Regions from separate parts of the Homo sapiens genome. Here all the other regions are linked to region 2. Evidence: chromatin loops called from intact Hi-C (ENCODE). Cell type or tissue: PC-9. All regions are shown on one strand. Each heading gives the region's core, and the rest is flanking DNA. Links, peaks and the distances in the headings are about the cores only.

The links. Hi-C counts contacts between places; a loop is a spot of excess contacts. Peaks named below come from ENCODE experiments on the same cell type or tissue, not always from the same donor. Only the 100,000 strongest peaks of a DNase experiment are listed, where the experiment ranks them.
Region 1: a loop joins it to region 2, with 5 times the contacts of the local background. A loop is called at or near these places in 7 of 110 quality-filtered maps.
Region 3: it touches region 2 in a loop (6-fold over the local background); 2 of 110 quality-filtered maps call a loop at or near these places.

The regions. Positions count from the first base shown.
Region 1 is chr9:93,283,849-93,294,274 of GRCh38, reverse strand. WNK2 (WNK lysine deficient protein kinase 2) reads right to left here. Exons shown (of 30, transcript NM_006648.4): 20 at 4,655-5,487; 21 at 4,228-4,297; 22 at 1,879-1,967; 23 at 1,102-1,784. Among named protein-coding and RNA genes, the nearest start is that of WNK2, 100 kb to the right of the region's middle. RefSeq lists an enhancer at 4,829-5,625. In PC-9, for the core only: no CTCF peak of the experiment used is centred there; a DNase peak (open chromatin) is centred at 4,474; H3K27ac peaks cover 541 bases.
Region 2 is chr9:93,219,167-93,229,592 of GRCh38, reverse strand. All of the region lies in intron 2 of WNK2 (WNK lysine deficient protein kinase 2), which reads right to left. Among named protein-coding and RNA genes, the nearest start is that of WNK2, 40 kb to the right of the region's middle. In PC-9, for the core only: no CTCF peak of the experiment used is centred there; DNase peaks (open chromatin) are centred at 4,802 and 6,072; H3K4me3 peaks cover 766 bases; H3K27ac peaks cover 4,195 bases.
Region 3 is chr9:92,966,763-92,976,319 of GRCh38, reverse strand. It overlaps FGD3 (FYVE, RhoGEF and PH domain containing 3), which reads right to left. Exons shown (of 18, transcript NM_001083536.2): 2 at 915-1,082; 3 at 1-112. The coding sequence starts at 63. Among named protein-coding and RNA genes, the nearest start is that of FGD3, 24 kb to the right of the region's middle. RefSeq lists an enhancer at 5,424-6,115. In PC-9, for the core only: no CTCF peak of the experiment used is centred there; DNase peaks (open chromatin) are centred at 1,279 and 1,939; H3K4me3 peaks cover 2,491 bases; H3K27ac peaks cover 3,908 bases.

The DNA.
Region 1 (10,426 bases), core at 2,282-7,281, 65 kb before region 2:
CACTCACTATATCCTCAATGTATGGCACTGACCACCCCGCCAGCCTGGGCAGACACTCTCTTAGCCTCTGTGCATACGCTGTGCAGAGAGGGCTCGCAGGAGAGAAAGGAGATGTGCACGGCTCTTCCCACATAAGCCTGTGATTTCCAACAGGACACGACTTACAAACGTGCCTTCAGGCACTGGTGAATTTGGTGTTAGCCCTCCCATCCCGAAGGACATCCCAGTAACCCCCCAGCCGCAGCAGGACAGAATAAATATTTGCTGGATGAGGGAAAGAGACATGGAGAAAGAGAGAGGAAGAGAAAGAAGGAGGGTGGGAGAGAGAGAGACAGAGACAGAGACAAAGAAAGGAGAGACAGATAGGAAGAGAGAGTGTGCCAGAAACAGAGTGGTGGGAAGCGAGACAGGGAGAGAAGGAATGAAAGGGGAGAGAGAGAGAGAAGGAGAAAGGAAGAAAGAGGGAAGGAGACAGATGAGAGGCAGACAGGGTGAGGAAGACACATGCCTCAGTGATCCCCCAAGACATACCCCCAAGTGCAGCAGGAGGAGGCATGGCACCCAGAGAAGCCAGAAGCCAAGCAGACAGCAGGGTGGGGGCCGGCCCAGCCCAGAGGACTCTGAGTGGGAGACTGTCTACTCAAAACCACAGGGATGCTGGGCCTGGTGTCTCACACCTGAAATCTCAGAACTTTGGGAGGCCAAGGCGGGTGGATCACTTCAGGTCAGGAGTTTGAGACCAGCCTGGCCAACATGGTGAAACCCCGTCTCTACTAAAAATAGAAAAATCAACCGGGCGTGGTGGCAGGCACCTGTAGTCCCAGCTACTCGGGAGGCTGAGGGAGGAGAATCGCTTGAACCCGGGAGGTGGAGGTTGCAGCGAGCGAAGATTGCACCACTGCACTCCAGCCTGGGTGACAGAGCGAGACTGTCTCAAAAAAAAAAAAAAAAAGCCTTCATCACTCCCCTGTCCCTGCTTGGCAGCTCCAAGTGGGCGCTGCTTGGCCAGGACTTCAGCCCCGGCACCAGGGTTCCCTCACAACTGGGAAGGGGTGCCATGGCCCAGGGGCGGGGGCAACACTTCCTGCCCGCAGGACCTACTTCTCCCGCAGACTCTGCAGCTCCTTCTTTATGTCAGCATCCTCGAGCTCCGAATCATTGTCGCTGCTGATGTAGGACGACTGGGAATGGAAGGAGGTCACGCTGATCGTGGGGACCTTCATGCCCACCCTGCTGGGTGTCTCGGGGCCCAGCGAGCCGGCCCGAGAAGGCCTCTGCAGGAAGGCGGTGGCCTTCTTCACGAAGTCGCCAGCCACGCTGCCACTCACGGGCAGGGACGCCTGCTTCTGCACCGGGGGTCTCGCCCGAGGGCCCTCGTCCCCAGAGTCGCTGGACACGGGCTCGCCCACGCCGACCTCGATGGAGGAGGCCGTCTGCGCCCGCCGCACTGCCAGCTTCACGTCGGGGCTGGAGGGGGCCTCGTCCAGGTAGACGTCGGGTGGGGCAGAGTATCTCAGGCTGTGGGGGGAGGCCAGGGTCCACTCGTCCTGAGTGCTGACCACCGAGAAACGGCCCACAGTCTTGGCTGGTGAGCTGACATCCTGCTGCTCTGGACGTTTCCGAGGGGACCCCAAAGCTCGAGCGCCGAGTGTCTGGGGGTGGCTAGCCTGGCCCCCCACTGTGCCCATGTCACTCGGCGGGGGCTCTGCCGAGCTTTCTCCAGCTTCTCCACCATCCCTGTCTGTGGGCTCCACACGTGCAGGTCTCACAAAAGCAGGTACATCCTTGGGAAACAAGCGGAGATGAAGAGGTTTCATGTGAACATCAGCACAGAGCAAACCCTGCCAACCAGCCAGGGGGTCGTCAAGTCGCCCTTACCTGGGGGACGCTGGGGACCACATGGGAGTCTGAGGCCACCTGCCTTCCATCTCTGTCATAGCCTAGCATACTCCTGGGAGACGACTCTGCTATGGGAACATCAGAAACGTTACTGGGGCTGAAGGAGGAGGAAGAGGCAGAGATGGCTCACAGCTGACCCGAAGCAGCCCAAAGTGATCCCATGGGAGTGCCTCCAGACAGGCAGGACAATGGAAGTGGGTACTGGGAGGAGCCAGCTGTGTGTGCTCCTCCCAGTTTTGGAAACAGCAGTTTTGGAAACTAAAAATACTCCATGATGTCTTGGCCCCACGGCATTCTATGACAGATGCCCAATAAACCCGGGCAAGAGAAGAGGCGTCAGCCCCGGGCACCCTCATGCAGCCAGGCCTTCTCTGAGCACCTGAAGGCCAGCACCCTGTCTCATCCCATCGTCTGATGTGAGAGGGTCCCACAGCGCAGATCAATGGGGCTGGGTTCCAGCCCTGCTCCCACGGTGTCTCAAAAACTGTCACCCACTGCACCTGCAGCTATTCCGGTGCTCTCCATCTAGGGAGCTCTTTCTGACTAGCTTTTCCCAGGGTTGCCGTAAAGAGGCAACCAGAAAAGCCAAGCAAGCTGACATGGGGGCCTCGCCTGAGCTGAGACCCTCATGTGACAAAAGAAACTCGTGGGTAGGCCAGGGCATGAGCCAGACCTATGCGCCGTGGGGAAGGTGGCAGCAGCGGATGGAGCCTCTGGGGAGGTTGGGGCCGCCCGCACATGTACACGTGTCTCCTTTGCACACCCCATGTGGAAACTCACAAGGGAACAACACCCAAATCAGATTCCTAAGGAGCCCCAATCCAGTCCCTGTCACGTGTCCCCAAGCCGTATGTAACATCTGACTCCCCTCCTCATATCTCCATGCCCACCTTCAGGGCTAGGAGGTTCACTGTCAATCGCACTCTCTCTACTTCTAAATGGCTCCAACCTCCAGGAAAGGTCACTTTTGCCAAACTAGAATCTGTCTCCTTGGAGCTTCCCCCATGAGTTCCACACTCTGGAAAGAGTATGGACTTGGAGTACAAGTTATATCATTTGCAAGTTACTGAAGCTCAGTTTGCTCATCTGCCAAAGGGGCCCATGGGACGGACACATCTCAGAGCACGAAGTCAGAGTCCGTGGAGCGCCACAGGCAGCCCAGCGTGGTCAGGGCTGGCACTCCAACACAACCTCTCATTTCCACCCTTTTGGGAAGATGCTCTTGCTTCTGCCCTGTCCCTTATCTTCCTCAGGCTAAACATCACCAGTTCTCTGCGTGCACAGCTTCTGACCCCAGAGCCAGCTGCCCCGACCCCTCTTAAAGTCTGGCGTCTAGAAATAAATGTGGCCTGGGACTACGGGGTCCCGCCTGCGGCTGATGTGCGCTGAGGTTTCCGTTAGGAGGCTCAGGGGAGTCCTGATTCATAGTGTGCCCATCCCCCAAGAAATCCTGGGCTGAGAAGGAACCTCAGACCTCACAAGATCAGTCCGGCTCCCTTAGAAGGGACACTGAGGCATGCAGATAATGAAATGAGAAGCAAAGCAAAGGTGTTTCCACAGAGACGCAGTGGCAGCCAAGAGCCACAAGGGAAAGCCCCACAGCAGGTCTTCAGGGATTGCCCTGGTACCTGGCGCTCCCAGCAGTCACAGCGCCCCCCCCACCGCACTGCTCTGCTATAGCTGAAGTAAGGCTGGGTTTTTGTGGGCATCTTGTAACCTTGCTGAAGAAAAGCAAGGGCTGGGGTGGGTCCACCGGAACGTGTGCAGACCCTCAGCCACTGGAGAGTCCAGGAGCTGTGACGTGTCCCTGCAACATCCCAGCACCCACCAACTGGGGCTTTATCCATTTCCCCAGAGGACTTCATCTCTCTAGAGTGTTAGCATGTGGCTCCTTCTAGAACTCAGTAGGTTTTAATTAAGTCAGGGGCATCCAGTCTTTTGGCTTCCCTGCACCACATTGGAAGATGAAGAATTGTCTTGGGTCACACATGAGATACACTAACAATAACTGATGAGCTTTAAAAAATTGAAAAAAAAAAAAAAGCTCATAAGAAGCTTAACAATTTGTGTTGGGCCCATTCAAAGCCGTCTTGGGCCACATGCAGCTCATGGGCCAGAGGTTGGACAAGCTTGAATTAAATCATGACAGACTCCTGCTGTGTCTGGGCCCTACACTGGATGCTAAAGGATCCCTTACAGATAAAAGGATCTTTAAGAAATGCTTTTATGCCTTAACAGATGAAAGACGAGGGTGCGGATGCAGAAGGTTCTGGGGCAAGGAAGCCAGGCAGCACCTTGTGAACGCAGGGTTCAGCAGGAAGCTGTTACCTGTCATTGACGAGGACGTGCCCTGCTCCATCACGGCCCCTCGAGTGGGGGCCAGTTCTGACTTCTCCACCTGGAGAAAGAAACACAAAAAGAGAAGAGCCGTGAGACTCACAGGTCAGCATCTCAACAGCTGTATCTGCAAATCCACTCCCCTCATCTCAAGCTGCCCCTGGGCTGCCCCAGCCCCTGTGTGTGCATGGATGGGGCTGAGTCACCTGACGCTGCACAAGCATGACCCCAAACAGGGGTCACTTGTTGCAAAACATGCATGGGTGAGTCAAACACACGTGGGTGGGTCACCAAGAGAGGGACGGGCCCTGAGTGAGGGCGGCTCTGCATAGCCAAGATGCCTGCCCACCCCCGGGCCTGCGCCCGGGCTCCGGCCCCTGACCCAGGGCAGTGTCTCTGGGACAAGGCAGCTACTCACCAAGGGCTGGGGCAGCTGGACACGCCCTGAGACCGCCTCCTTAGGCACTGGGGGCAGGGCCAGGTCCCCCCCGCAGACCTCTGAGCGGGGCTGGTCCCCTCTCAGGGGCTCCAGGGTGAAGTCTCTGTCGCCCACCTCCACAGGGGTCCCAGCTGAGGCTGAGGAGGTGGGCACGTGCTCCTGGTAGAGCAGAGTCCGCAGCTTCTCGTCCAGGCTCTTGATGGTGCTGTCCACAAAGCCCACCCTGGGGGGCGGCCCTTCCCCATCCGACTCCAGGGCCGAGGGTGGCTGTGGGGGGACGGTGGGCCCCAGGGGTGGGCTTGGGAGCTGGGAGGTGGCCAGGCTGACGGCCCCCACTGCGGCAGGAAGCAGGGGAGCAGGTTGACCCAAGGCGGGCTGTGGGGTCCCGCTGTGGGGGCTGGGCTCAGGTGCAGGAGGTGGCAGGGGCTCCCTTGGGGCACTGGCGTCCCTGGTTGAGGCAGCCTCTGGAGCTGGAGTGCAAGGTGCTAGGCCCACCACGAGGGGCTGCACAGCAAGCGGGGCCTCGTGAGTCTCCGCTAGTGGCTGAGACGTCTCGAGCTCACTGGTCAGCCCCTGAGGTGTCCCTGGACCCCCTGCCTGGCTGGCAGTTCCTGACGCTGGCTCTGGCATGGTGCTGGTGGCTGGAGCTGCTCCATCTTGGGGCAGAGCAGTCACAGGAGGGGAGGAGGGGGCCAAAGGGGCTGGGGGTGCCCCAGGAGGGTTGCTGGGGCCCGCCTGGCTCAGGAGCTGCTGACTGGCTAGAAAGCTGGGTTGTTCCTTCGAGGACAGCTGGTCTTTATAGGGCGCTGAATCTAGAAGAAATGGGGAAAATGCCTTTGTACCAGGGTACTCCAGTCCTATCTACCTGTTTCTTCCTTGGCTAAAAAGATGCCTTACACAGCTGGCCATGGCCCCAGCGTGCTGGTCTTCTCTGTTTCCCGACACGCCAGGCTCCTGCCTGCCTGCAGCTCAGCCCAGCCTTGGCTGCTGCTTCCTGTAACGCCTCCCACAGGTCTCTGAGCCACCAGCTTCGCAACTCCAGGTCCCTGTTCCCATAGTGTCCCTTGTGGCTGAACCAGCACCACCCTTCCTTCTGTGTCTTCTGTAGCGTGTGACCATCAGCTGTGGCTGTTGCCTGTCTGTCATCTGTCTGTCCACACCCTCACCCGCACAGACAGCTCCAGAAAGATACGGCTCTTGTCTATCTTGCACTGGACAAAAGTTATTCAATGAAATTTCAAAATTAAAGAGTTTAAGTAGTGAGCTGTACACACTTCCATGCCCAGGAGTGAGCAGGAGCCTGAAGCCTTCAGACCCCCAGTCTTTGGTATGGTCAGAAGCGCAGCCAGGGCTGGTCAGTGACCCTGTGGGAGGAATCCAGAACCCCAGCAGTATAACCAAGTCTCCCAGTGCCTTGTGCAGGAGCTCATGGAGCCTCCACCAGGCTCACAGGGACTGCGGGCATCTGAGAGGTGGCAGGACGGTGTTTCTCAAACTTGGCCTTGGAGCCCAGTTTTCCTTACTTGAAAATGCAACCCGACCTTTCTTTTTTTTTGGAGATGGTCTGGCTCTGTCACCCAGGCTGGAGTGCAGTGGTGCAATCTCGCCTCACTGCAACCTCTGCCTCCCGGGCTCAAGCAATCCTCCCACCTCAGCCTTCCTTGTAGCTCGGACCACAGCTGGATAATTTTTGTATTTTTCATATGAGACTGGGTTTCACCATGTTGCCCAGGCTGGTCTTGTACTCCTGGGCTCAAGCAATCCGCTGGCCTCAGCCTCCCAAAGTGTTGGGATGACAGGTGTGAGCCCCCACGCCCAGCCCACTTTGTCTTTTTAAAAAACACAAAGAAAATGAACACAAAAAAAGAAAACTGTTCAAAAAATAAAAGGTGAGAATGGGGAGATTAATAGGACCCTGATGCCCTCCCTCGTGCCCCCAGACTCCCTTGGTCCCCATCCCCTGCCTGGCCCAACAAAGGTAAACTAATTTGACCAAAATTTCCTCCACTGCTCCTTTCCGGCCTTACCGTTCGTCTGTCTAAACATGATGGTCGTGCTGCACGTTCTATCAATGGAATGGTACTCTATTCTGTGGTGCCTGGCCTCTCTCACCGTGTTTGTGAGATGTGTCCTTGTTATTGTTTGCACAACTGCACCATGATGCACGCATCCATTCTGTGTTGGTACTCACTGGGCTGTGGCTGGGTGGGACCACGACTAACACTGAGGCACAGTGCGTGCAGGCCCGTGTCCTGCCAGGCACACGCCACTGGGGAGCTGCTGGTCACTGATCCCCTTTAGCTTTATGTAAGGGTGCCAAGGTGCTTCCCCAAGCAGGAGCCAATGCCCCCACCATCGGCAGCCTCTGAGCACCCCTAGGGCTGTGTGATGGCGTCTTATTGTGGCTCTTTATTGTTTTTTAATTATGGAAAAAACATTTAAGATGAGATCTGCTGTCTTAACACATTTTTAAAAGCATGATACTCTATTGTTAACTATAGGCACTATGTTGTGTGGCAAAGCTCTAGAGCTTACTCAGCTTATATAACTGAAACTTTATGCCCTCAATGGTAACTCCGTTTCCCTCTCCCTCCAGCTGCTGGCAACTTCCATTCTGCTCTCTGCTTTGACTGTTTTTGACTTTGACTGTTTTAGATACTGCATATGAGAGGAATGAATCGTGTAGTCTTTCTGTGCCTGGCTTATTTCATATAGCATAATGTCCTGTAGGTTCATCCATGTCGTCGCAAATGGTAGTTTCCTTGTTTTTGTGGTTAAACAGTACTCCACTGTGCAAACATATCACATTTTCTTTATCCATTCATCTGTGAAGACACTTAGGTTGTTTCCATATCTTGGCTATTGTGAATAACGCTGCAATGAACACAGGAGAGCAGGTATTTCTTCCAAACCTTGTTTTCAATTATCTTGAATATATACCCAGCAGTGGGATTGCTGGATCATACGGTAGTTCTATTTTAATTTTTTGAGGAAGGTCCACATTGTTTTCCATAATGGTTGTAGTAATTTACACTCACACCACACTGCACAAAGGTCCCCTCTCTCCACATCCTGGCCAATACTTGCAGTCCTTTGTTTTTGAGAGCAGTGATCTTAACAGGTGTGAGGTGATAGCTCAGTGTGGTTTTGATTTGCATTTCCCTGATAATACTTAATTCAATTGAGTACCTTCTCCTGTGTTCACTGGCCATCTGGGTATCTTCTTTTAGGACACACCTGTTCAAGTCTCTTGCCTGCTTTTCTACAGAGCTGTCATTCTTTTCTTTTTAATTTGTGGTTCTTCATGATGCTGGGTAGAGAACTGTCTGGGGGCTATCTGTACTACAGAATCTCTCGCTCCGTGACTCGCCTATGTGCTCGATTAGTGGTGTCTTTTGATAAACAATAGTTTTTTATTTTAATACAGTCAAATTTAACCAATTTTTAGCCAGTCTTTCCATTTGCATATTTTGTTGAACTTTAACGTATGTGTTCTACGTGGGGGCCATAATGATACTGCCTCTTATTACTTCTAGGAACTTTACTGTTTTCCCTTTTACATTGAGATTCACAAGCGACTTGTTACTGAGTTTTGTGTGTGGTATGAGGATCATCTCCCTGTGTGGACAGCCTACTATCCCAACTCTTTCTGTTGAGAAGACCACCCGGTCTCCACTGTTTGACAATCGGACCTTTCTTGTCAACCACGTGTCCAAAGATGTGGGCCTGCTTCTGAGCTGGCTTGACTCCATTGCTCAATTTCTCTACCCTTGTTCTAGGACCAGATTGTCTCTGTGACTCCAGGTTTATATGAGTCACAACATCTGGGAGAATGGTATCCTTCCCCTAGAAGCTGTCTTGGTTTTTACTGGTTTTTGCATTTCTGTAAAGAGTATATAATCAGTGTGTTGATGCTCATTTAGAAATTGTTAGAATCTGAATCTGCAGATCTGTTTGGGAAGAAGTGTTTATAATACTGAATCTTCCAGTCCATGAATATGGTACATATCTTCCTACTCATTTCTTTTTAAAATTTCTCTCAATGTTTTGTAGTTTTTGGTATACAGATGTTACATACTTTTCGTTAGATTCATACACTGGTGTTTGGCATTTTTGTGTTACTATAAATTGAATTTTTCAATATTCTTTATTTTCTGATTGTTGTTGGTATACAGAAAGATAACTGCAGTCTGTAGCTACTTTGCTAACTTATTAATTCCAATTTATCTGTAAATTTAAATCTCTATGTATATAATCATGTTATCAGCCAACAGTGGTAGTTTTATTTCTTCCTTTCCAATCCTTATCACTTTTTAAAACAGTAATTGTTTTAATACCATTAGATATTGAGGCAAAATGATAAAATTATAGTGTTACCAAAAGGCCACGATTATTTCTACTTCAAAATAGAAAGAGTTTTAGCAAATGTATTCCTTGGAAATAACTGCTATTTAGCCCAGTAATTTTATAGGTAGAGCTTCTGAGTCAAAGAAGTTATCTTGCTTTGTCCAAATTCTTAACAAAAAATAGTAATGCTAAAAGGAATATTACCTTTTATGTAACATTATATAGAATTATATTGATCAGAACAATCATTCAGCTCTGCGTGTCTACTATGTGACATGCATTATGTATTTATTTCCATTTACAGAGTGGTTGATATTGGAGTAGATAATAGAAAAACACCAACCTCAAGTTGGTATCAACTCAAATAAGCAAACATTTTCTTTGGAAGACCTTGTTTAGAAATCAATGGCATTTTCTTCAAATGAAAAATAAAGTGTTTGTGACACCACCATGACACTTCCTTATACATATTTACAAAAAGTGGTCAGGGCATTGGCTCTTAAACTGGGCTGCAGGTTGGGTCCTACCCCCAGAAATCCAGATTTACCTGCATGAAGCAGGGCGTGAGCTTCTTCAGTCCCACTGCTTTCCCTTCTTTTTCTTTCTCCCTTTTTACCTCTCCCCCTTCCCTTCCTTTCCTGCCCACCCCCCGCTCCCCTGCAATATCTAGGACACAGGATACTTAATAGAAGTGCTGAGAATAGGCATCCTTATCTTGTTCCCCATCTCAAAGAGAAAGCATTCCACATTTCACCATTAAGAATATTTGCTGGTTTTGTTTTGTTTGTTTTTTGTAAAAACAGAATTTCCCATCTATTGGGATATAGTGAATAAATTTATTCGAATTAAGTTAAACCAACCTTGCATTCTGAAATCACTGCAACTTAGTAACTTGTCATACATACTCTTTTCATGTATCACTAGATTTAATTTGCTACTATTTTGTTTAGTATTTTGCAAGTGTTGATGGGAGAGGAAGAGATTGACCTGTTATCTTCCTATTTTATAATGTTCTCAGTCAGATTTTTGTGTCAAAGTTACGCTAGTTTGATAAAACAAGCTTCTTTGTTCTCTGGACGAGTTGGGTTAGATCAGAATTATTTCTCACTTAAGTATCTGTGGTAAAGCCATCAAGCTGAAACTTTTCCTTATAGGAAGGGTTTTTCCCCCTTATACACACCTCTGTGTGTTGACACTCACTGAGATGGAGGCCAAGAGGTCCAAACATATGTGCCTGATTTCTTTCTCACTGCCTTTTCTTCAACTATGATTTCTCTTTCCCTAACATTTGAGTGAGTCCATCTTTCTCATTATCGTGAACACTTCTTGGTTTTTTAACTATGCAGCATCCATTTGCTTCCTTGTTGGGTAGTGGCACTCCAAATTTCCTCTTGGGAACAACTG
Region 2 (10,426 bases), core at 2,313-7,312:
ATACCCACAGGCAGCTAAGCGGCTATGATAGAAGGGCATGCAGACACTGGCACCACAACTGCTGACTCCTTAGTCCCCACAACCCTGGACACAGCCCCCAAAAAGGGACCTCAGCAAAAAGACATCCTAGGAAGCCGAAGAGGTCTCGCAAATCCACACGGCCACACTTGAGCACTTTTTCCAAAAATACACCTCTGAGGCCTTTGCCTCCTCCACAATCACTCACTTTCTGTGTGTTTGTGAAAAGAATGGATCATCAGTTTACTTCTAACGTATACACAACTCAGAAGAAGTACTCAGGGCCCAGTGGATTAGAACAGAGGAGACGTGGACAGGTGACTGAGATAAGAGCTGAGAATGGAGGGAAGAGAAAAGCCCTAGCAGAGCCAAACTGACCAGTCAGCAGCCCAGAGGGCAGCCCAGGCCCTCCTGTGCAGGAGGACACAGCAGACACCTCCCCAGACCCTTGGGCCACTGTGTCTGCACAAGCCAGCAGAACCAATCACTGACCTAAGTTTAAATAGAAAACAGCAAACAAACGCCACCATCATCACCCGGGAACCCTGGTCAGGTGCATGCACCACATGCCCGCTCTGCCCACCATCCCACAAGGGAACCACCAACCCCAGGCACCACATTCAAACACCACTCAGCACTGGCCACCCTCCCGCCGCCTGCCCAATCTCCACCTCTCCCCTCTGACTCCCACCACCCTGTCTGAGCTCACCCATCCCTCGCCACGCTCTCTCCCACCTCATCCCTCACTATAGTCCCCCTGGATCCTGGCCCTTCCCTTCCCCCAAATACTTCAATAGATTCTCTCCACAGAGGGCTCAGAATAAATCCAGGGAGCCTGCATGGCCCCGAAGGCTCCATGTGCTTCCAACTTCCCCTCACGAGGTGACAGCCATGTCCAAAGGCCCAGCCAAGGCCTCTCCTGCTGCACACGTGCCACGCCCTTCTCACCTCCACCTGAGGTCCTGCCCCCAGGATCACCTCCTCATCTTGGTCCAATGAGCCCACAGAGCAATGCCTGCCTCTGTTGCACCAATTCCCATGGGAATGTCAGAAAAGAAACGTGTATTTTCCGAAGGAAACCAGAAACATAACTAAACACAGAAGAGCAAAATTCCGGGGACTTCTAAACAGACAGAAAGCAGGTAAATCTGGACAGATAAGGGGAGAGATCAGAGTGAAAGTAAATGCAAGCCAAGACCCCTGGATCCTTCCGGAAAGGCCCAAAGAACATCAAGCCAGACTCCAAAGCAGAGAGGAGAAGCAGGCGGCAGGATCGTGACAAGGGTCATCTTGGTAAAAAAAATTACATCCCAAATGCAGCCGCGCCCATGAGACCCTTCTTCCTCCATCAACCCGCCAGACCCCTCCCCACAGCACACACCCTCATGGGCCCCTTCATTGCAGTGTGGGACTGTGCAGTGACTATCACCACAGGGCCAGGCAATACCCAGAGAAGCCATTGTCATGATGGGGCCAACCCAGAAAACAAATAATTCAGAGACCAACGGCAACTCCCAAAAAAATCTAATTAATGTTCCCATAAAGATTCAATAAGTTGACACAAGTAAGTAAAATCAAGCTTCTATTTAGAAAGGAACATTCGAGAAAGAGCTCTTGCAAATTATCACAGGGATGGGGACTGCCCTTCCTAACCAGCTCAGTGTTTTAGAAATAAGATATTCCATAATCCAATGAAACATTAAGTACAAAAAAGTTAATGTTTAATCCAGACAATAAAATGGAAACATGTTCTACTCATCAAAAACGATTCTTTAAGCCAGGTGCGGTGGCTCACACCTGTAGTCCCAGCTACTCGGGAGGCTGAGGCAGAGGATGGCTGGAGCCCAGAAGCTCAAGACCAGCATGGGTAACACAGCAGGACCCCATCTCCAAAAAAATGGTTATTTATTTAAGTCAAGTCACAAACTGGGAAAAACTATTCTTAATACATATATCTGACAAAGGACTCAGATCCAAAATGTATAGAGAACTCCTGTAATTTAATAATAAACACATGAACAGATACTTCACCAAAGACACAGAAATGGCCAACAGCACACGGAAAGAGGCTGAGCATCATCAGTCGCTGGGAAAATGCCAACAAAGACCACACTGAGATACATCCCATACCTACCAGAAGGGCTAAATTAAAAGATGGATACGGCCGGGTGCGGTGGCTCACACCTGTAATCCCAGCACTTTGGGAGGCCGAGGCGGGCGGATCACGAACTCAGGAGATCGAGACCATCCTGGCTAACATGGTGAAACCCCGTCTCTACTAAAAATACAAAAAATTAGCTGGGCGTGGTGGCGGGCGCCTGTAGTCCCAGCTACTCGGGAGGCTGAGGTAGGAGAATGGCATGAACCCAGGAGGTGCAGCTTGCAGTGAGCCGAGATTGTGCCACTGCACTCCAGCCTGGGCAAGAGTGAGACTCTGTCTCAAAAAAAAAAAAAAAAGGTGGATACTTCCAGCTGCTGGGAGGCTGGGGAACAGTGGGCCCCACCTGGCACACTGCTACCAGGAGTTCAGGTGGCGCAGCCCTCAGAGGAGGGCTTGGCAGGGTTCACACCTGCTCTGTGTCCAGCCACTCCCCTCCCGGGATCCATCTGGGAGGAAGGAAAACATAAGTCCATAAAAGATGGACTTGGATATTGGAAGCAGCATAATTCATCATAGACCCACCTGGAAACCACCGAAACATTTGGGGCCAGGTGAATGAACCATGCCGCACCCATCCAAATGGGACCATGGCTCAGCAGCAAAAAGGAGCATGCTCCTGCCTCTCAGTAGCACAGGTGAAGGCCAAAAGCATAGGACTGAACAAAAGAAGCCAAACAAAAGAATATGTCTGGTAGGACCCCCATCTTCATGTGAAACCCTGGAAAAGGCAGACTAATATCTGGGGGATGCCATCAGAATAATGGTTACCTCTGGGGTGGGTAGAAGTGGGAGCCAAGAGATCTTGGGGTGGAGGGTGATGGAGAAATGTTCCACATCATAACAGAGCACGTGGGCTCCACCTCTATGTGCATTTGTCAGAGCTCAACTTGCACACTTAAGTTGTGTGTTTCATTATATGTAAATCACCCTTCAATTTTTCATATGTAAAAACAAAAAAAAAGGAAAAAAATCCAAAGACCAAATGAGAGAAGTAGAAGAAAGAAAATAGAAGAGAAACATTAAGAGACATGGAAGAACTGCCTGGAAGTCAAACTATGTCAAAAGGGTTCTAAGAACAGACACCATGAAGTATAAACAAATAGTAGAATAGCATTTCCCTGAGCTGGAAGGAGAACGATTTAGAAGAAAATGGCCCACCAAGGCCAGGTCAGAGTAAATGAACACCCCACCTCCAGGGCTGTTCTAGTGTAATGTCAGAACCCCGAGCAAGTCTTATCTGCAAAGGAACGGCCCAGGTGGGCGGTGAGTCTCACCAGAGACACTGGGCGCAGGTGGCAGGGACAGTGTCCTCAAAGTGCTAACTCAGAATTCTACACGCTGTCAAACGGACACCAAGCCAGGCGGTCCAGACTCGTTTTCAGACATGCAGGAGCTGAAAGTTAACTTCCCATGCAGTCTAGGTGGAACAAGTTACTGGAAGAAATGTTTCCACAACACACAATACAACACAACACAACACAACACAACACAACACAACATAACACAACAGAAAGACATGCACCCAGGGTGACCCTCGAGGTCCCTGGGGGTGAAGGAAGCTGGAGAGGAGATGGCAGTGCTCAGCTAGGCCAGTTCGCCCAGGAAGCCTTCTCTGGGAAACAGCATGTCAGTTTACAATTCCCTTTCTGTGCGCCTAGTCCTTAATTCTAGAGGAAACTCACAGGATCATTTATAGCACAAGTTATTTTTGCCAGTATTTTAGCACCAACAGTAACGTGTAAAAGATTTCATTGTAGTTTCAGAGCAAAATGTTCACGTTCTAAATGACTAAGAAAAAACGGGAAGTAGGGGGGCGTACCCTGCATGCACTACAGTCTTCATTTTTAACAGCAGTTACCTACTGAAGTTGATACATGTAAGACACGAAAGTCAGAAATGGTTAACAATGGTGCCTCTTAGAGGTGGGCTTGGAAGGGAAGAGGATCTCATTTTATATTCTACACCACACGACTATTTTAATCAATGTAACACATTGCTTGGTAATTTTTACAGTAGGGGAGACAGGGTCTCACTCTGTCACCCAGGCTGGAGTGCCGTGGTGTGATCATAGCTCACTGCAGCCTCAATTTCCTGGGCTCAGGTGACCCTCCCACCTCAGCCTCTTGAGTAGCAGGGACTACAGGCACATGCTACCACGCTGGCTAATTTTATTTTTTTAGAGATGGTAGTCTCACCATGTTGCCCAGGCTGATCTTGAACTCCTGGGCTCAACAGATCCTCCTGCCTTGGCCTCCCAAAAGTGCTGGCATTACAGGTGTGAGCCACCATGCCCAGCCTGCTTGGTACTTTAACAGTCGGTTAGTGTGTCCCCCTCTGAGCCCTGCCCAGAGCCCACCTACAGGGTATGCTGCCCCCACAGAGCCTGTCCACATCCTCATCACCTGTTTGCTGACATCGGGTTGGCCTGCATTACAGGAGCAACTCCATGAACACCTGTGGACTGAATTCATTCATTAACCTATTAGGAAGGCTCACAGTCAACAAGCCAGGGCAGGAAGAATGCACCTGATCCCTAAGTGATTTCCAAATCCTGCCAGACTCACACGGTGCTTAAAGGTTTGGTGTTGAGTCAGAGGCGGGGGCCTCCTGGCTGCTCACTCAATGTGATGCCCCTCCCTCCCAGACACTGGAGGGTAAGGTCAATCAGCACCAATCTTCCTCCTACCAAGTCCCCAGTGCTATGCAAATTCATGGCTCTTGTTCCCTCATAGTGGTGAAAGTCAATCAGATGACAAAAGACTTAAGGCATTCTGGGACAATGCCAGCTCTTATTTGCTCTAGGAAAAAGGTCCTGTGGGTCACACACAGGCAAGGCAGGACAGCACCCTCCAAGCCGGGCAGCAAAGCCCCTCAAGGGCTGCACGAGTCACACAGCCAGGGTGGTCAGAAGATTCTTGGTCCCAACGGCCCTTCCCAGCACCCCCAGGACACCTGGGAAACACATCAGGGGTTGCCTTCGATGTTGACTGAGAGCATCAGAGGTTCCTGCCCTGAACATGGCAGGGTGTCTGCAGGCAGCCCCCTCCTATGACACTTCAGGGCCACCTGCTCTGCCAGAACAGTCCCCAGTGGGCAACGGTTGGAGATGTCAGACCTACTAGGGGCACACTTGGGATTCCGTGGCATCTTCCTTTCAGCTAGGCAGGACCCCAAAATCCAACCCCTTGAAGGGGCAGAACTGGGTCCCACCAGGAGGTGAGCCCCACGCACACTCGGGCAGAGGAGAGTGCCCAGAACCAGTGAGGCTGAGCCCCGAGAGATAAGCCTGCTGCAGGGCCTCGCTCCAGTTCCGTGGGGCCGTAAATCAAAACCAAAGGAAGCCTGGAGCTTCTCTGTCCACAATAGTCCCATGCACAGAGAACTGGCCCAGGACAGAGGCCCCAGGTGCAGGATGGGAGGGCATCAGGTCTCTGGTAGAGCTCAGGCCTAACCAAGGACTTATCTCCCTGTCACTTAAGTGCTCACACCCAAAAGCCATGATATCCACAGGGACACACTGGGAAGACAGCATGAGACTTCCACCATATATGTGTCCCCTTCTGTTCCCTCCACCCCCGGGAGGGTGTCCCCACTGCTCTAGGAGGCTTGGCATCCCCACACACTCCACGCCCTCCTGGTGGGAAGAGCCTCCCTGCTACTCCCAGGTCTGGAAGATTTGAACCAGTCGACCCAAGCTGGGGGCCAGCAGGCTCCTGCCTGCCCTTTCACCACAAAGTGGAGAGAGGGTCTGGGTCTGGTTCCAGGAGGACAGGGTTTGGCAAGTGCACAGGAATGGCTGGTGCAGAGCAAGCCACACCATCCCCCATGCTCTGTCTGGAGTCGCTCAGTCACGGAGGCTCTGGGTGTGCGGAAAGGGCTGTTCACAACCCCATGGGAACGCAGCCAACAGATGAGAAAACCAATAAATATGCAACTACACACTGTGCCAAAAATTACCAGTCAGGGCACCCCTGCCCCCGAAGAAAAGCTCCAGTTTCAGGCAGCCTGGGGAAGAAGGCATTCCCCACCCCACCTAAGGCACGGGCAGGTCTGAGGTCCCTGGAGGAAGTGGCCTCTGTGCAGGCATGATGTTTGAGCAGTGGGTGGTTTATGTCACTACAGGGCCAGGCAACGGGGCGCCACTTGGACAAGAGGCAGGCACTGGGCCTGCTCTGCAGTGAGTGGTCAGTGGGCTCAGTGGAGCCATTTTGATGTCCACACCAGGCATCTGCCACTGACCAGCAAAGGGGAGGCCTGACAGAGCTCTTCCACCTGCTGCCTCCAACATTCTCTGCTGGTCTTAAAACAAACTCACTTCCTTTAAATCCAAGTTCCCTCTTTAACCTCATCTTGAGCAACAAAATACACAACCGCATTGACAGGTGAGCCAGTGTGTGTTTTTTCTAATTCATGATTTTAAAAAGAACATCACGGCTGGGCACGGTGGCTCACACCGGTAATCCCAGCACTTTGGAAGGCCGACGCGGGCAGATCACCTGAGGTCAGGAGTTTGAGACCAGCCTGGCCAATGTGGTGAAACCTCATCTCTATTAAAAATACAAAATTAGCCAGGTGTGGTGGCAGGCGCCTGTAATCCCAGCTACTCGGGAGGCTGAGGCAGGAGAATCGCTTGAACCCGGGAGGTGGAGGTTGTAGTGAGCCGAGATCACACCATTGCACTCCAGCCTAGGCAACAAGACTGAAACTCTGTCTCAAAAAAAAAGGACATCATTATAAAGATGAACATTTTTCCCGACACCACCAAATAAAAGTGGCCAAGGAGTGTGAGGAGTCACAGACGGAGGCTGATGTGCCCCTAGACTTCTTTGCAGAAAAGGGACCCTGACGCCGGTGACCTGTCCCAGATGCTGCCCTCCATCTGGATGAGTGCAGCCAGGGAAGGAGGTGCTCAGTTGGGGGTGAGTCGGCGGCACTGGACTCTTCCCACATTCAGTCTTCTTTGTCAAGGGCTCCAAGAAGTTTACAATTCTCTGAGGCAAAAACCTGAACTTGAATATCTGGCCCCTGGTTGCTTTTGTAAATCATACTATTTTATTTAAAAAGGGAGGGAGGAATTATTAGCTGGGTGTGGTGGCACACGCCTGGTGTCTCAGTTACTTGGGAGGCTGAGATGGGAGAATCACCTGAGCCTGGAAGCAGAGGTTGCAGCTGAGCCAAGATCCTGCCACTGCACTCCAGCCTGGGCCACAGAGCAAGACCCTGCCTCAAAAAAAGGGGGTGGGAAGGGGCAGAGGGAGCAGGGGAAGGTGCCAAGTGAGCTTTACTCTCTTAAAGGCCACCTGGGACCCTGCCGCCCGCACATACACACCGGTACTCACCCTGTCACCCACACACAGAAGGAAGTAGGTGCCTGCCTGCCCCAGGGGTAAGTTGGGATGTAAAATGTGTCATCATAGGGTCAAACAGTTGTAAAAGATGCCATTTCCAGCATTTTATAAATACTGACTTTTTAAAAATGTTCTTTGAAATGTTTCCCGTGGAACCCAAATGTCGGCAATCTGATGCCCTCCACCAGCTGTTTCTAAACACGGGAATAAACACGTCTCCAGCTCCAACCAGGACGCAACCTCCATTCCCACGGAGGTGATGGACACGACGCGGCTCTTCCCGAAAGCCTCTCACTGACTGCCCTGCCACACTTCCCTGCCATCACATCATTCCTATCGGAATCTAGCTTTCCTTAGTTTCCTGCGAACGTAAGACTCTAAGGACCAAAGGATTTTCTTCAGAACTGAATCACTATCATAAATTAGCAGTGCATAGTTGACCAAAGCAAAGGGATAACTAATTTTGTTGAAAGTGCCTCCGTTACTGAGCCAGATGGAGCTCTTGTGCCAATTACTTGGGGTGTCCATGGGTGACTGTAAATCATATGTAGAAGGAGGCAGGCCCAGCATCGTTCTGTCCACCTTCTGGTGTGCGGATGTTGAACTTTGAGAAAGCCTGATCCTGTCAGCCAGTAGACGGGTGGAGAGAGTCTGTCATGGCCTTGTCACAAACTCTCCATGCTCCCTTGAGCACGTACAAAACTTCAGCTGTCCTTCCCCGGGACAAGCTGGCAGCCATGCCAGGGACTCCTCTAGGTTCTACTGAACACATGCAATGGGGGTGGTGCCCGGTCCATACTGGCTTCCCATGCCAGCACCCAGCATAAGAGCCAGCAGCAAGGGGAGGTCCAGGGAAGGTCGGGGGTCCCCACCCACCTGCCTGTTAGGAAGCCCCCATGCCCAGCATGAGCACGGCAGGTCAGTTTTGGGACTGGCCCTCTGTGCTGGGCCCCGCCCTCCCCACCGCAGGGCTCCGGTCACAGGGCAGGCTGCAGGAGCCCTCCCCACCCCAGGCCCACCCAATACCCTCCATCGTGGGCAAAGACAGGGCCACCATGGGATGCTAGTGGAGCTGTCACCACGTGGCAGGGATGGGTGGGCAGCCCAGGAGGAGGGCAGGACCACAGAATGGAGCCATGAAGGCCAAGATAAAGAAGAGGACCAAAGGGGGACCCAGGCTGGGTCAGGCACCCCTGAGGCAATGAACCATGACAGGGTGCAGCTGACAGGACTGTGGACCACCTGGGGTCTGATGCTGGGGCAGCACGGGCAGGCAGGAGCCTTCCCAAGGTGCCCACTCCCCGGGCCCACCACACCCACAAAGCCTCTCCCGGGACCTGAAGCCTCACAGTCCACAGACCAGATGTGGTCCTTCCTTCCAACAGGAACCTCACCAGGGCTGGACAGCCCCCAGCCCCCTCCTCAGGCCACCCCATGGAGGTCTCCCCAGCTAGGGCCTCAGGGAGACCCAACCCTCTGCCCAACAACAGCAGTGACACGCCATCCAGTTAGTCTCTCTGCCCATCAGCTCCTGGCTGGGCTGCAGGGTCATCAACTCTACCTCACTGGGCCCCATCCCCCTTCACAAAACAGGAAAGGTCGGAGGTCTCCTCAGGGTTAGTGCACGGCTGTGCTGACAGGTAGAGTTGCCCAGAACCGCAGCTGGCACAGCCAACCTCACCCTCGGCCCCTTCCTACCATGTCCCGTCCTGCACTGGTGTTGGGCAGCATGGACAGAACAGGAAAAGCTATTCCAATCAGAGAGACGGGGTGGAACCTAGGCTCAGACACTAACCCTGCCTCTGAGCTCAGCTCCCCATCTGTGTAGTGGGCAGATAGCAGCACCCATCCCCCACAGTGTCCAGCCCTCAGCAAGTAATATGCACCCTGTGTACACCCTCGTGGGCTCTGGGTGGTACACCTGCCTCCAGAGGAGGCCTGGCCCACTGCAGATCAAGCAGACAGGACCTATGCTCATTCACACCCTGGGGGAACCACTTTAAACAACCAAGACTCCCTCCCCAACAACCCTGCAGCCAGGGAACCCTGTCCTGGAGGAAGAGAGGATCCCCTTTGGTCCCCAGGCCTCCAACACCAGGTGATGTCCCAGCCAGGAGGAGCCCGGCGCTAAGCAGGGTGGGGCCTGGATGCGCCTGCACTCTCCAGGCTTCCAGGGCAGGGCACCAAGGCCAGTGCCACCATCTGCACCTGCACTCACCTGGATCAGAAATGACAGAGCCCAAGCGAGGAAGCAGGTGGGCAAGCTGGTGGCAACAGGTGGAGCTGGGCACATGGCATACGGGTGTTTTATTTCCAAATAAATGTTTTAAAGCTTGCAGGGCTGACCTAGAGCTCCATAAAAGCAAAGGAGCCCCCACATAGCCTCTTCCACCTGAGCGACCCCACTCTCAGCACTGCGTGTCCCAGATGGGCTAAGCCTCGGCCCACACTACCCTGAGTAGGCGCCTGCCCAGCCCTCTGTGGACAGGGGTCTCCCCAAGGACCAGCATCCTTAAATGAAGACCACCAGCTAAAAGCCAATGACAAACTTGGAAACAATCCACACTTAATCCTTAACACTAGGGGTCTCTGAGGGGAAAGGGAAAGGGCTTCCTCCCTAGGATCCATATCCACACTTTTGGATGCAGGTATCCCTACTGTGGTCAGAAGAACTGATGAGCATTTGTCCTTGTGTGCACTTTTTGAAAGAGAGGAGCAGGAGGGACTCAAGCCGGGCATCACCCAGGGCTGCCACAGGCCCTCCAGGACAGTGGCCAGCCCCGCCCACGGCATGTTGACCAATGGGACTGGGGGTGTTGGTAGATACAGACCATTCACATTTAGGGGAAACGGCTCAGAAAGCTACCTTGTCAGAGGGCCACCTCGTGCCAAGGCACCT
Region 3 (9,557 bases), core at 14-5,013, 250 kb after region 2:
GTCTGGCATCCCTAGGGCAGCAATGGGTCCTGGAGGGGTTGAGGACCCCCTGCCTGACTCCATCCTTAAAGCTGAGCTCACTGGGCTCAGGTGGAGGCTGGCCAGGGGCTTCCTGTAGGGGAGAAACAAGCCAGAGTCAGTGCTAGCCAGGCATGGACCAGCACCCTCAGGTGCAACCCCCAAATGCAGCTCCCAGGCAGTACCCTCCGCCCCCCACCGAAAGCCTGGAGCAGGTGGGCTGGGGGTTGTGTGTGAAGTGTGAATGCCCTGGTCAGCTTCAGCTGGGTCTTGTACAGACAGGCTTTTAAAGAACAGAAAATGGAAAATGTTTTGTTTTAAAATTGTTTGTTCCGCATAAAAAAAATTAACCCTGTGGTGTGAAGCTATCTGCTGTTCAATAAATTCAAAATAGATGCTCAAGGTAGTGACCATAACCAAAAGGAACACAGTGGCTTCTGTTTATAGCGCATCCGTGGTGCTTTTTCAATCCTCTGATACTCCCAGGACATGAGGCCGGTGTCCTCCTCCTCCTCCTCCTCACCACTGCCTGCTGGACAGGTCAGAAAACAGCCCCCAGGGGTCCAGGGTCCCAGCTGTCTCTACTATCTCCCTCAGGGGAGGGCTGGGGCAGGAGGTGCGTCTTGCCAGAGGATGTGGACCAAGGTCTTTGCCCCAAAACTCCTCCTCCCTCCTGTGCACTGGAGCCACCTCACACTGGCCCACCATGCCTCTCATGGACCAAATTCAAGTGTCAATTATAAGTGCACAGAAAATTCACCGGGCGCCTCTGAGGAGGAGCAAAGGTGAGACGGGCCTAGAGGGAGACTGTCATCCCTCAAAATCATCCTCTTGAACCGAAGACGCAGCTGCCGAGGAGCCTAGGGGCTGCAAGTGGCGGTCACTTATCCCCATACCTGATGCCACCAGCCTTTCTGAGGAGGATGCTGAGGGTCGGCGGGCACAGGCGCCTGGCTCCGTGCTGGGGTCTGGGGTTGGCCGGCAGGAGCTTGCACACGGTAGATGGTTTCCTTGAAAATCTCTTCCTTGCCCAGCAGGTTCAAAGTAGAGCCATTTAGGAGGTACTGAAAAGACATTAGTAGAGAAAGAAAACCACCTTCTCCAACTGGCATTTGGAGCAGCCAGAGGCCCCGGCTCTGCGGGGGTGCGGAGGAGGGAAGCTCCATGCCACCACCCAGCATGGTGGACTCCAGGATTGGGGCATGGCCATCTGCACAGTCATATCCTCAGCCCCCAGGCTGGCACACAATGCCTCCAAAAGGGTGGGGCCTGCACCAGCAGCCATGCACTGTAGGGTGGGCAGTGTCTTGCTCGGCTGGAAACTCTGGGGCCAGGGCTGAGCTTGTCCCTTGCCATGCAGCATCCTGCGGCCCAGGGGAAGGGTCATCTTGAACATGCAGGCACTGTCCAGTGTGAGGTGAGCCGGTGGGCATCGCCAGGCCCCTCCCTAGCCCACACCTCACACCCTCCCCCAGGCACATACAGAGAGGCTCTCTCAAACATTCACACTGACGGGCTGGCTCACACTCACAGTCACACACGCACTCACACTCACAATTAGATATTCCTCTGCCAGCAGCTTTACATGCTCCTGCCTCACTTGCTAAGCGAAATAAAGAAGAAGCAGGCTTCACACAGTGACAGGCACACAGTGAGCTGGCCCTGGCTGCCTTGAGCCTGCCCTGGTTGCCTTGAGCAGGCAGGTGTGCCTCTGGGCAGGGCGTGGCGCAGGCCTGGGCTCTGGCAGCGTCCTGGTGGCTGTGGATGCCGACCAGCTCTATGGTGGAGCACCCCCACCACACACAGTCTCCTGAGTGCTCACTGTCTTGGGGCAAAACCCCTTTTGAGTGGACGTTTCTTTAAATGACTCCAGAATCGCTCAGGTGGGCATTTATGATTGGCTACTGCCGCATTCCTAACGAGTTCAATGGGGGGCAATATTAAGATTTCTAAACAGAAAATACATGTTTTGCTGCATTCTTCTCATAGCACAAGAGATAAACTCAGGTTTCCAGAGGTCAAACATGGCAGAGCAATAAAAATACACCAGATGGAATGTGAGCTGTGCTCAGCCTCGGTGTGTTCAAAGGTAGCTGTCTGGCAAGACAGAGCCTGGTTCAACCCCATCTCGGGGGAATTATGCTTCTGGTCAGGATGGAGTAATAGAAACCAGATTTACTCTCACCTGGAACAACAACAAAAATGGACAAAACCTACGAAACAAGTTTGCAAGGCTCTACACCAAGCGGTAAAACACTGTGGTCCCTGAGAGACGGGAATGAATGAGGTGAGCCCTCCTATTGCCCCAGCTCACTGCCCAGAGACCATTTCTGGGCCATGGATCAGGGAAGGGAAGCCCTGTGGGGCCCAGTGGACTCTCTAAGTTGAGAAGACAAAACTGGGAGGCCCAGAAGACTAAGGTGGCCAGAGTCCACAGCATGGAGCCCTGAAGATGAGAGAGCTGCAGAGAGAGAGAGAACCCAGAGATCTCAGAGGGGCTCCTCGAGGACCGTTCAGCATGTGTGCGGTGGGGAGAGCACATGAGGCCAGAGAAAGAACCACCTGTGAGGACCACAGGGAGCTTTCACAGGGCAGGGACACGCCTATGCCCACCAGCCAGCCCTAAAAGCCCCACAGGTCACGGGGCATTGCGTTGAATACTCAGAGGGTCTTGCTTCAGGAATGATGGATAATTAGCCCTGCAGTGATCACTGCTCTGGTCCCACCTAGCAAATATTAACAAAACTTAACAGGAAGAAGTCCATATGTTTACCCAACTGCATCCTTGAACAAAGCTAAAAAATATTTATAGAACTACAAAAATATCTAGTGCATGGCAAGGTAAAATTCCCATAGTCTGGCATCCAATCAAAAATCACCAGGCAGAGGCCGGGCACAGTGGCTCACGCCTGTAATCCCAGCACTTTAGGAGGCCAAGGCAGATGGATCACTTGAGGGCAGGAGTTCGAGACCAGCCTGGCCAACATGGAGAAACCCTATCTCTACTAAAAATACAAAAATTAGCCAGGCATGGTGGTGCGTGCCTGTAATCCCAGCTGCTTAGGAGGCTGAGGCAGGAGAACTGCTTGAACTCAGGAGGCGGATGTTGCGGTGAGCTGAAATTGCACAACTGCACTCCAGCCTGGGCGACAGAGCAAAACTCTGTCTCAAAAAAAAAAAAAAAAAAAAAAAAAATTACCAGGCATAAAAGGGACTATAACTAATGAAGAGAAAAAATTCAATATAAACTGACCCATAACTAACACAGATGTTGGAATTAGCAAAAAGGGACATTAAAAACTACTATCATGTCTGTGTCATCCTATGTTCTAAAATCCAGTAGAGACGTGGAGAATGTAAGAAGGCCCACATTAAACTTCCAGAGATGAAAACTACGAAGTGTGAGACCAAAAACACACTGGAAGGAATTAACAACCAATTAGACATTGCAGAAGAAAAACTAGTGAATTTGAAGAGACAGGAACAGAAACTACCCAAAATGAAACACACACACACACACAGAGAAACTGAGCAACAGTGAAATGTGGGAAAACTTCAAGTAGTGTAATACATGTGTGATCAGAGTCTCAAAAAGGGGTGGACAAAAAAAATATTTGAGGAAATAATGACAAGTTTTCTAGATTTGATGGAAACTATAAATCTACACATCTAAGAAGCTCAATGTAAAACAAGCACAAGAAATCCTTGTAGTTAAAACTTTTCCCACATGGAGAACTTCAGGCACAGAGATCTTCACTGGTGAATTCTACAAACATTTCAGGAAAATAATGATGCTAATTCTATACCTACATCTAATGATCTTTCAGACCTTTTTTTTTTTTTTTTTTTGAGATGGAGTCTCGCTCTGTCACACAGACTGGAGTTCAGTGGCCACAATCTAGGTTCACTGCAACCTCCGCCTCCTGGGTTCAAGTGATTCTCCCACCTCAGCCTCCTGAGTAGCTGGGATTACAGGCACCCACCACCACGCCTGGCTAATTTTTGTATTTTTTTTAGTAGAGATGGGTTTTCACCATGTTGGCCAGACTGGTCTCGAACTCCTGACCTCAAGTGATCCTCCCACCTCAGCCTCCCAAAGTGCTGGGATTACAGGCATGAGCTACCACATCCAGCCAGATCTTTCAGACCATTTTTAAAAAGGGAATAGAATACAGATGAATCTAGAAATAATTATGCTGAACAAAAGGAGCCACAGAAGACCTACTGTGTTTTCTCATTACTACAGAATTCTAGGAAGTGCAAAGTAGCCTATGGTGCTAGGAAGCAGATCAGCTGGGTGCCTGGAAGGAATGGGAGGGGCTGTGGGGTTGGTGTGGGGGAGGGGGGTGGATGGGTGGAGGGGGCTGGGGAGGTGGGGAGTGCTTACAAAGGAGCACAAGAGCTTTGTGGGATGTTGCACACATATTCATTACCTTGATTGTGGTGATAATTTCATGAGCACACCCCATGTCAAAGTTTATCCAACTGTACACTTTAAACATTATGCATCAATGGTACGCCAAGTATACCTCACAGGGCTGATCAAGAAAAATCCCACCCTAGCCAGGTGTGGTGGTGGGCTCCTGTAATCCCAGCTACTCGAAAGGCTGAGGCAGGAGAAATGCTTGAACCCTGGAGGCGGAGGTTGCAGTGAGCAGAGATATCACCACTGCACTCCAGCCTAGGGGAAAGAGCCAGATTCTGTCTCAAAAAAAAAAAAAAAAAAAAAAAAAAAGAAAAGAAAAGAAAAGAAAAGAAAAATCCCACCCTTATCGCCTTTGAACTGTACAAACTTCGTGAGTTTCAGACATTCCTAAGCATCATTTTCCTTACCACAGAAGGGAGGATGGATCATGATGGATCATGAGGAGAGGTGAGGAGGTGTGTGGTTGCAGCCTAGGAGGCCCAAGCAGCCCGGGTCCCCAGACATCCTGTCCAGAGGAGAGGGATGCACTGTGCTCATCGGAGGCCCTCAAATCACTCCCATCTTGGAAGGGCTTTTGTCCAAGAGCAGATGAACCAAAACAAATGAAGGACACTCACCTCCAGCTTTGCGTTTGCAACTCTGTATTGCAAACACCTGTGTTATGGATCCTGTCGGTACCCCCCAATTCACACACTGAAGTCCTAGCCCCCAGTACCTCAAAATGAAGGCATGTTTGGAGACAGGGTCTTTACAAAGGCAATCAAATTAAAAGTGAGGTTTTTAGGGTGCCCTTGGTGGGGGCAACCTGGGTTGAGGAGCCCCTAATTGTCACTTCACTTCCTTCTATTCTGTTGCAAGGACTTTTTACAGAGTATGCGTTGTTTTAAAATAAAAAAGGTAATGAGAACAGAAAACAAAGAGAGCTGGATAGAGGGGCAGGAGAGGGATGAGCTACTTTGGGAAGTGTAGCCGGGCAGAGCCCCTCTGCGGCCAAAGGCTTTTGCCAGCAGCAACCCTCCTGGGCTGGTGTGGCCACTGCCTGGCCTTCAAGGCACAGGTGCATGCACACATGCATAAACAAACGCACATGTGCACATACATACACATGTGTGCACACGTATGCTGAAAAATAAAAAGGCCTGTGTCTGAGGAATGCCAGCCCCTTTATATAATCAGGCATTGAGAGGCACTGGAATGCAACACAGTCATGTGTCACTCCCCATCGAGCAAAATAGGTCCCTCCTGAAACCACTTGCTATGCAGGCTTGAGACTAACAGATGCCAAGTAGCCCTAAAATGCCACATTCCCTGTAGTTCAACAGTGGCTGGCCAATCACTAGCCAGTGTTATTTCTGTGAACCAATGAGAGTTCCTGATGAACAATGGTCACCACCCCCTCTCCTGATTCATCCTTTCTTTTCTTTAAACACTTGAGCCTCTCTTTTGTTCTCCAGACATTCCTTGAGGCAACTTGGAAGTGTCTCCCTGGCTGCAGTCCTCAACCTTGTGCTTGAATAAACTCTCTTTAGACTATATTCTGATTCTCTTGATTATTTTAGGTTGACAATGCATACACACATATAAGGCAAGTACACCCATGCACACCCATGCCCAGGGTCAGTGCTGAGCCCTTTCTCACATTCGCAGGGGACGTTTCTGTCCTTCATATGAGGACGCCGAGGCTCAGAGAGGCTGGCCCTGGGACACAGGTGCTGGAAGCCCCCGGGCTTGGGTCACTCTGGTCCGCCCAGGGCTATGCCTATGTTTCCACAGGGGCATTGAGGAAGCCGAGGTCAGTTCTCTGTATGCAGCCACCTCAGCTTTCCCTTTAAGAAGCCCTGAGCCGCCTGAGGTGAGCAAGGCTGGAGCTGCTGACCCAGATGAGCCGTGCCCACTGTGGACTCAGCCAGGGAACAGGTCCCAGACACTCAGGGCTGCCACCTTGTAGCACGAGGAAATCCACAAACCTGAAGAAATTTAGAATGCCCCAGAATCCAGGGTGTCCTAGAACTGTTCATGTGTCTCCATCACAGCAGCCAGTGAGCAGGGGGATGAAGTGCTCTGGCCCCCGCCCCGTGTCCCTCCACAGTGCAGCGGTCCCCCAGATAGGCAGGGCTGGTCCCACAGATGGGCCACCAGTCTGCCTACCACCCAGCTCTATCTGCCACCAGATGTCCCTTCCCGGGAGGCCGTGCGGGAGTCCCCCCCCATCTGAAAGAAACCCACCACGGCACCTGTCCACTGTGCTGCCTGGAACCTAGTAGGCAGGGACCTCCCTTGTCCTGTCGCTGGAGTGGCCCAGTGGCCCCCGGCACACAGGAGGCTCCATAACAATGGCATGTTATGTAGGGGGAGCAACAAACGCGTTAGTGGTGGTTTTTAAACTGCCCGTATATTCTTTGATGCCACTTCAATCTAAAAGCGGACTCTGACATCCCTCCCCTAAATACAGAGCCCCTAAGAGACTCGCTGTAACTAGAGAGGGCAGCATGTGGGAGGCCAGGTCAGGAGGGAAGACAGCTCTGGGCTCTCACACTTGGAAGCCAGCACCTCACTGTGAGGGAGGCTTAGCCACTCAGAGAGGCATGCGGGGGCATCCCCGCCGACAGCAGGTGGCAGCCAGGCCTGAAGCCTTTGGGGGAAGCCTTATGCAATGGGTCCCAGCCCTGTGGGCAAGAGCCGCCCGCTGCACCCGGGTGGCCCAGAATCATGAGGGATGATGACGACAAGATCTCCCTTGTGGGTTACCCTGTGATAGAGAATCCAGGCAATACTGTAAGTGCCTCTAGGTGATACAATAAACCATGTGAACTGCCTATATCCGCTGGTCCCCATATGGCTTCTCACTGGCTTAACTTTGGTGCCTTGAGGTCCCAAACCCACTGAGGCCACCCACAGTGAGCAAGGCCCAGGGCACCCTGGCCATGCCCAGATGTAATGCCCAATGGCAGTCAATTAAAGCCACCAGGCTGGGCGCAGTGGCTTACACCTGCAATCCCAGCACTTTGGGAGGCTAAGGCACTTTGGCAGACCTCCACCTGAGGTCAGGAGTTCGAGACCAGCCTGATGAATATGGTGAAACCCCATCTCTACTAAAAATACAAAAATTAGCCAGGCGTGATGGCTTGCATCTGTAGTCCCAGCTATTCTGGAGGCTGAGACAGGAGAATTGCTTGTACCCATGAGGCGGAGGTTGCAGTGAGGAGATCACACCACTGCACTCCAGCCTGGGCCACAGAGTGAGACTCCGTGTCAAAAAAAAAAAAAAGAAAGAAAGAAAAAAGAAAAGAAAACAAAAATTAAAGCCACCTTGTGACCTAGCGGTGCCTGGAAGCCCAGAGTAATTACCTTGGGGTCTCAGCCTGGGAAATGCCCTGTCTGCTGTGGGAGTGGATGGAGGAGGGGTCTCCATCATCTCTGCTGAGAACTCAGTGAGGTGCTACATGCTCCTGAATTGGGATGGGGGTCAGAGGGGCCTCGGAGAGGGCAGGAAGTGAGGGCAAGCTGAGCAGGGAGAAGAGGAGGCAGATCAACGCAGCACCTCCCCGTTTGTAGTCATGCCATGAGCAGACACTCACAAATATGGCTCACACCGCCACCTTAACAAGTTACTTCTACTGTTTAAGACTGTATGAGTCTTCATGACCCATAGCCCTGGCATGACGCTGTGACTGTGGACTGGGAGAAGAGGCTGGACAGCCTGGAATCGGGGGCTGGTGGGCGGGGGGTATCTACCTCTCCCAAGGATGCGGCAGCTTTTCTTAGGGCAGCCACATTTAAACCAACACCAGTTTCCCATGTGAGTCCATCTAGTCAAGAATGTTTCTCCCAAAAGGTTTGAAAGCAGGGTCTTAAACAGGTACTTGTACACCCACATACATAGCAGCATTCCCTACAACAGCCAAAGGGTGGAAGCCCCTCAAGTGTCCATCCCTAGAAACCTGGATAAAGAAAAGGTGGCCTCTCCATAGAACAGAATCATGTTCAGCCTTAAACAGAAGGAGGCCGGGCGCAGTGGCTCATGCCTGTAATCCCAGCATCTTGGGAGGCCGAGGCGGGCGGATCACGAGGTCAAGAGATTGAGACCAGCCTGGTCAACATGATGAAACCCTGTCTCTACTAAAAATACAAAAATTAGCTGGGCATGGTGGTGCATGCCTGTAGTCTCAGCTACTTGGGAGGCTGAGGCAGGAGAATAGCTTGAACCTGGAAGGCAGAGGTAGCAGTGAGCTGAGATCGCGCCACTGCACTCCAGCCTGGTGACAGAGTGAGACTCCATCTCATAAGTAAATAAATAAACCGGAAGGAAATTCTGACCCATGCCACAACAGGGGTGGACCCTGAGGACATTATGCTAAGTGAAATAAGCTAGTCACAAAGGGACAAATCCTGTGTGATTCCACCTACGTTAGGTCCTAGAGGAGTCAAATTCACAGAGACAGAAACCAGAATGGTGGCTGCCAGGGCCAGGGGAGGGAATGGAGAGGGTTTAACAGGGACAGAGTTTCAGATTGGGAAGGTGAAGACGCTCTGGAGATGGATGGCAGTGATGGTTGCACAGCAATATGAATGTGCTGAGGGCACTGTACTGATCACTTAAAAACGATGAAGGAGGCTGGGCACGGTGGCTCACGCCTGTAATTCCAGCACTTTGGGAGGCCAAGGCAGATGGATCACCTGAGGTCAGGAGTTCAAGACCAGCCTGACCAATATGGTAAAACCCCCTCTCTACTAAAAATACAAGAAATTAGCTGGGCTTGGTGGTGGGCGCCTGTAATCCCAGCTACTTGGGAGGCTGAAGCAGGAGAATCGCTTGAACCTGGGAGATGGAGGTTGCAGTGAACCGAGATGGCTCCATTGCACTCCAGCCTGGGAGACAGAGTGAGACTCCATCCCCCCCCAAAAAAAAAAAAAAGAAAAAAGATGAAAGTGCTATGTTTTAGGTTATGTGTATTTTACTGCCATTTTTAAAAAGAAAACTTTTTTTAAACATATGCAGAAGATTCTCATGAGAAGTTTTTTGAATTTGCACCAAAATGACAAGGTGCGAAGGGCAAGGCCCTGTACCAGGCCAGCCTCCTTGTCAACCTCCCTGCCCAGCTGGGGGTGTCCA